2 separate regions of the Mus musculus genome follow, and region 2 is linked to region 1. A link is a contact called in ENCODE Hi-C or POLR2A ChIA-PET data. All regions are on one chromosome and are shown on one strand. The core of a region is the stretch at or near the end of the contact, and the rest is flanking DNA. Distances in the headings are between cores, read along the strand shown.

Region 1 (2,826 bases), core at 118-2,617:
GCTGGGTGGGTGGGACCTGAAACTCTTTATTTGTTCCTTTCTCAGTATGGTCACATGGATAAACCTCTTTCCCTATACTTTGATATTTCTTGTCTCTTTAATTGGTAAAGTGAGGACATGTAGGTGACCACAGGGGGCTGCCAGGGCCTAGGCTTGTACCCTAAAATATCCAGAAGCAAGGGTGGCAAGCCCTTTGTAGTTATTAAGGCTACTTAGTTAAATAAACATAAATTTTACAAGCTCAGGCCAGGTCTAGAGAGATGGTTCAGTGGTTAAGAGACTGTTCTTCCAGAGGTCCTGAGTTCAATTCCCAGCAACCACATGGTGGCTCACAACCATCTGTAATGGGATCTGATGTCCTCTTCTGGTGGGTCTGAAGACAGCGACAGTGTACTTGTAAAAATAAATCTTAAAAAAAGAGAGAGGGAGGGAGACAGAGAGAGAGAGAGAGAAGGAGAGAGAGAGGGAGAGAGAGAGAGAGAGAGAGAGAGAGAGAGGGAGAGAGAGAGAGAGAGAGAGAGAGAGAGAGAAAGCGCTCAGGCCAAGCAGGATGCTGTGGCACCGCCTTTAATCCCAGCACTTGGGAGTCAGAAGTCAGTGGAACCTCAAGGCCAGCCTGGTCTATATAGTGAGCTCCTGGAAAAAAATAAAACAGGATGAAAAACCAACACCAACACCAAAAATATAAATTAAAAAAACAAACCCTCGGCTAGAAAGATGGCTCAGTGGGTTGGAGTCAGTACTGCTCTTCCACAGGACTGGGGTTCTGTTCCCAGCAGCCACAACCAACTCCAACAACAGGGATCCAACATCTTCATCTATCTGGTCTCTGTGGGCACTAGCGCCCATGTACACATACCCACACACATTCACATAATTACAAATAAAATAAATCTATTTCTTTTCAAGCGGCTTCAGGGACTGGTAAGATAGATCAGTGGATAAAGGTACTTGCTACCAAGCCTAATTACCTGAGTTCAATTCCCAGGACGCACATGGTGGAAGGAGAGAACTGATCCCCACAGTTGTTCTCTGACCTCCACAGTCACACTGTTACACACGAATACAAAATAAATAAATAAATGTAATTTAAAAAGTCTTCATAGTTCAAATACATTATATAACATTAGACTCTATTATGACTTTCAACCCACGCTGGCCACTAAATTCCACGCCTACGCCCGCTGAGCTGTGGTGGGCGCTTATGGTTTTGACCATTCTGATCCTTGTTATGGCAGTGGGAATCTCTTGTTTTGCGTGTGTGGCCTCTCATTATGGGCCCCTTCTGGCCTCTTAAGCGCCATCAGCAGGGGGGTCTCCAGCTAAAAGGGACTTGAGGGGGATGGGTGGCCAGCAGAGGCTGCAAAGGGACTTTGCCCAGATAGCAAGCTGTTTTTTTAGTCACGACTTCCTTCCGGAACAAATCATGTTTTGTTCTTGCTTACTAGCCCAGGGGAAGCGAGAAGGCCTCTCTCTCCTCCTTTCTCAGGCTTGCAGCCTGTTGTGCCTGATCTCAATGAGGTCATAGTTCTGAATCCTAGCACCAGGTCACATGCCCGAGTTGAAAACTCAGTTTTTGCATCTGCGATTTTTTTTTTCCAGGCTGTTTTTGTGATAGGTCAGACTGGTTGCTTGGTTGCTAAGTCGGGAGAGCAGCAAGCCTGGTCCTCTGAGACTTGGAAAAGCTGGGTACCCATGAGGTGATGCTCCTCAAGCAGTCCTCTGCTACTTTTCCTCCCCCCCATTTCTTTTCTGCCTGCTTAATTCTACTACATGAGGCATTTTGTTGTTGTTATTGCTTTAAGACAGGGTCTCATACAGCTCAGGTTAGCCTCAAACTTGTGATACACCTAAGGACAGCCTTGAATTTCTGATCTTTGTTTGTTTGTTTGTTTTGTTGTTGTTTTTTTGAGACAGGTTTTCTCTGTGTAGCCCCGGCTATCCTGGAACCCACTCTGTAGACCAGGCTGGCCTCGAGCTCAGAAATCCGCCTGCCTCTGCCTCCCAAGTGCTGGGATTAAAGGCATGCACCACCACTGCCCGGCTGAATTTCTGATCTTTCTACCTTCCTCCTCTCCAGGACTGGGGTTATAACTATGCACCACGATGCCTATTTTATGGGATGCTAAATATGGAGCCCAGGGTTTTTTATTTGCTAAGAAGATACTCTATGTATTGAGCTTTATCCCCATCCTTAATGTATAATATTTATTTTTACTTATGTGTACGTACGTATATGTGCCTGTCTGAGCAAGTGTGTGTACATACACATGAGCGCGCGCGCGCGCACACACACACACACACACACACACACACACACTGTGTTCAAGTGCCCAAAGAACCCAGAAGAGGGCATCAGATGCCCTGGAGCTGGAACAGGTTAAATTGTGAGCAGCCTAGTGTGGGTGCTGGGAAGTGAACTCTGCTGTTCTGCAAGAGCAACAAGTGCCCTTAAAGGCTGAGCCATCTCTCCAGCCCCACATACGGTAGAAGGTTTAACAGAAAAGATTCTTTTACCCACACCCCCTCCCCTCTGAGGGAATTTGGAGGCTTAGTTGGTTGGTTGCTTTTTTTTTTTTTTTTTTTTCCTCACTAGGCTGTCTGAATTAGGATGGGCCTAATTTAAGAAGCCTGCAGAATGCTGTTAAACCATGACCTTGATTGTGAAGTAGTGACCCTGCTGACTAGGCTAGATGATTCAGAGACTAGACTTCTTGCTGTGACAGATGAATACCAATTCAGCCAGGATCTGAAATTATAGTACCAGTGTTTAGAGATGTGAGACCCATCAATGGGCATTTGCCCTTGGGACAGAGAGAGTTGTCC
Region 2 (2,826 bases), core at 144-2,643, 75 kb after region 1:
TGCAATGGTGGTCTACATGACCATAAGAAATGGGTATTTTACCTTCTCCTACTCAGCATCTTTGAGAAGTAATACAAAACATGTTTCTAATAGTCAAGACTAACTGTGATGTATTGAAGAGGAAGTTTTGAAAGAAGACTTTTTTTTTCTTTTTTTTTGAGACAGGGCTTCTCTGTGTAACCATGGCTGTCCTGGAACTCACTCTGTCAACCAGGCTGCCCTTAAACTCAGAAATCCGCCTGCCTCTGCCTCCCAAGTGCTGGGATTAAAGGGGTGCGCCACCACTGCCCAGCAAAAGAAGACTTTTTTACAATTAAGTATATGTGTGTCTCTATGAGTGGATATATGCATGTGAGTACAGTTCCCACAGAGACCAAAAGAGGGCATGGGATTCCCCTAGAGCTGCAGTTGTGAATGCCTGACCTGAGTGCTGGGACCCTAACTCCAGCCCTTTGCAAGATCAGTATGCATTCTTAACTGCTGAGCCAGTTCTTCAGACCCAAGATGAACATTTTGAATGTTAACACAGAACACACTTTATAATTACTTGCAACTTAAACTCTCCTATAACTTCCGGGTGTGATGAAGATGCCTTTAATGCCAGCACTCGTGAGTCAAAAGATCTCTGTGAGCTCAAGGTCATCCTGGTCTATCCAGTGAGAAACCCCCCCCCCCAAGACAAACCAAAAACAAAACAAACTCTCCCATAACTGAGAAACCCTAAGCAGTTCTGTTGGGCAAATGGCTATTTAGACGGAGCTTCTCCTTTGAGTTAGGTCTCAAACTCCCAACAAATGGTTGAGGTGCCTTTTTCACATATTAAAGCAGACCTGGATGCTCCCAGCATCCCTCAGTCCCTACCTGTTACAGGGTTGGCTGGCATAGTCCACCCCGTGAACCTTCCGGCCCAGGTGCTGAGCTGCCCTTCTGGGGTCCTTCCCTATATAATCCATCCATTTTGACTCTGCTGGTCATTTTCACTTTTTTTCCCCCTTTACCTTCCTGGCCTGTTGGTCTCCTTGGTCTCCGCTCTCTCCTCATATGGCTGGATCAGGGTCCTGTTCATTCAAACTTTTGGTGCAGACAGATAGTAGAGATAAACAGAACCCAACCCCTGATATTCCTCATAAAATAAGGAGTCATCAGAATCTGGTACGCTATTGTCCACTGTTGTTTTCAATATTTGGGACACTGCCAGCGCCGGAAGCTCCTGGCAGTCTGAGCGGGTCAGATGTCCTGGTGGCCTCAACATGAACCAGCTTTACAGAGCAGAGCGATGGCAGCACCCCGCAGGCGTTGCCCCAGTCTAGCGTCCATGGAGATGGACGCGGAAAGGCCTTGCGCATGCGTACTTCAAGAGCCCAGGACACCCGAGATTGGGCGGGGCGAGCTCAGAGTGCGCCTGCGCACTGCCCTCTGTAGCTGTGTGAGCCGCAGTCTCTGGAGCGCTAAGGTGTTGCGGTCGCCTGTGGCCAGCCTCGCCCCCAAACCCGGTGTTGTTGGGCTGCATCCGGAGTGGGGACGTTGGCGGAGCACCGGACGCGGCCACCATGCCGGTGAGGATGGACAGTCGGCCACGGGGGCTTCGGCTCATCGTGTCGGCCCTGCTCGGGGGCGCGGCCGTTGCCATAGAAGCGCGCGGCGGGCGGGGCAGGGTGGCCAGGCCGGGAGGCCTTGGAGGAGAAGGGCGGTGGGGCGGCGGGGCTGGGGTCCGGACGCATCGGGGGCCGCTCGGGACCCGCCCAGTTGCCCCGGAACGCGTTGCATCTCGCCAGGCCTGCTCTGCCAGACAGAAAAGCACCGCGCGGACAGTGGAGGCTTGGTGGCTGCGCGTGGCCACCATGGTCTTGCGGATGCTCGGAACCCCAGAGTCTACGCTCTGGCCCCCTACTTCCCTGGGTATAAGCTGTCATTCCGAGCGGGCACCTTAGCTTATGGTGCAGAATGTAACCTGTAGGTGTCTTTGTGCGAGTATGCGGTGGCGATTTGGTTACCTCCTAGGATTTCACGGATTGTTATCGTGCCATAATAAGGGGGTGGTTGTAAGTCCCATTGGAGAAGACTTGAGCCATGGTAGATTATATATTGGTTATGGGGCCTTCGATGGTTATTTACAGCGTCTGGGCCCTTAGTTCCTACACATTTAAACTTTCCTTCTTGGGGTTTTTATCAAGGCAAAATAAATTAATGCACAGGACACTTGAAGGACAGGGCTTGACATTTAGCACAAAATGCTCAGTGTTTGTTTATATTTATTGCTTTATTGAATAATGAATATTCAACAAAGATTGCGCACTAGCCGTATATATGTTAACTATGCAGGCGGTAAGGTTGTGCTAGGTGTTTTTAATTCAATTTTTATTTTATGTGTATGAGTGTTTGCATGTATGTATGTATGTGCACCACGTGCCAGGGGAAGGAAGAAGAGTGCATGGAATTATTTGGAACTGAAGTTAAAAGCAGTAGTAAGCTGCCATGTGGGTGCTGGAAACTCAGCCCAGGTCCTCTGTAAGGTCCTCTGTAAGTGCTCTTAACCACTGGCCCATCTCTCCAGCCTCATTACCAAAGTTTTGACTTTGGAGAAGAGGTGAAAACCATATACATTTAACAGAGAAAAGACAGCCTTAATAAATGAAGTGAGTAATCTGCATATGGCAGAAATTGGATCTGGTGAATTGGAAAAGGTTTCCATAAAGGAATGCTGGCCTACAGATAACAGATCTACTTTTGTTTTCAAAAGACTTAAATTGCTATATTTGTGAAGTTTCTCAGTTTTAGCAGATGACTAAAATACTTAAAAATGCTTTGAGCCAGCTGGCCAACACT

What was found. Hi-C counts contacts between places; a loop is a spot of excess contacts on that map. ChIA-PET counts read pairs that join two places held with the same protein, here RNA polymerase II (POLR2A).
Region 2: a map of left cerebral cortex shows a loop between it and region 1 (2.2-fold over the local background). The contact joins the promoter of Kif3a here to the enhancer-like site in region 1. A Hi-C loop is called at or near these places in 1 of 37 maps with a recorded cell type or tissue (left cerebral cortex). POLR2A ChIA-PET finds 5 or more read pairs at or near these places in 1 of 5 experiments (embryonic stem cell).

Annotation. Positions count from the first base shown.
Region 1 is chr11:53,490,723-53,493,548 of GRCm38, forward strand. No RefSeq gene overlaps it. Among named protein-coding and RNA genes, the nearest start is that of Gm19835, 4.5 kb to the left of the region's middle. Within about 2 kb of position 1,368, at least 3 of the 3 ENCODE cell types and tissues checked have a DNase peak (open chromatin) inside an H3K27ac peak, as active enhancers do; they include left cerebral cortex, where a contact is called at or near this core.
Region 2 is chr11:53,565,976-53,568,801 of GRCm38, forward strand. It overlaps Kif3a (kinesin family member 3A), which reads left to right and starts at 1,394. Exons shown (of 18, transcript NM_008443.4): 1 at 1,394-1,556. The coding sequence starts at 1,551. It overlaps A430108G06Rik (RIKEN cDNA A430108G06 gene), which reads right to left and starts at 1,338. Exons shown (of 2, transcript NR_168001.1): 1 at 862-1,338.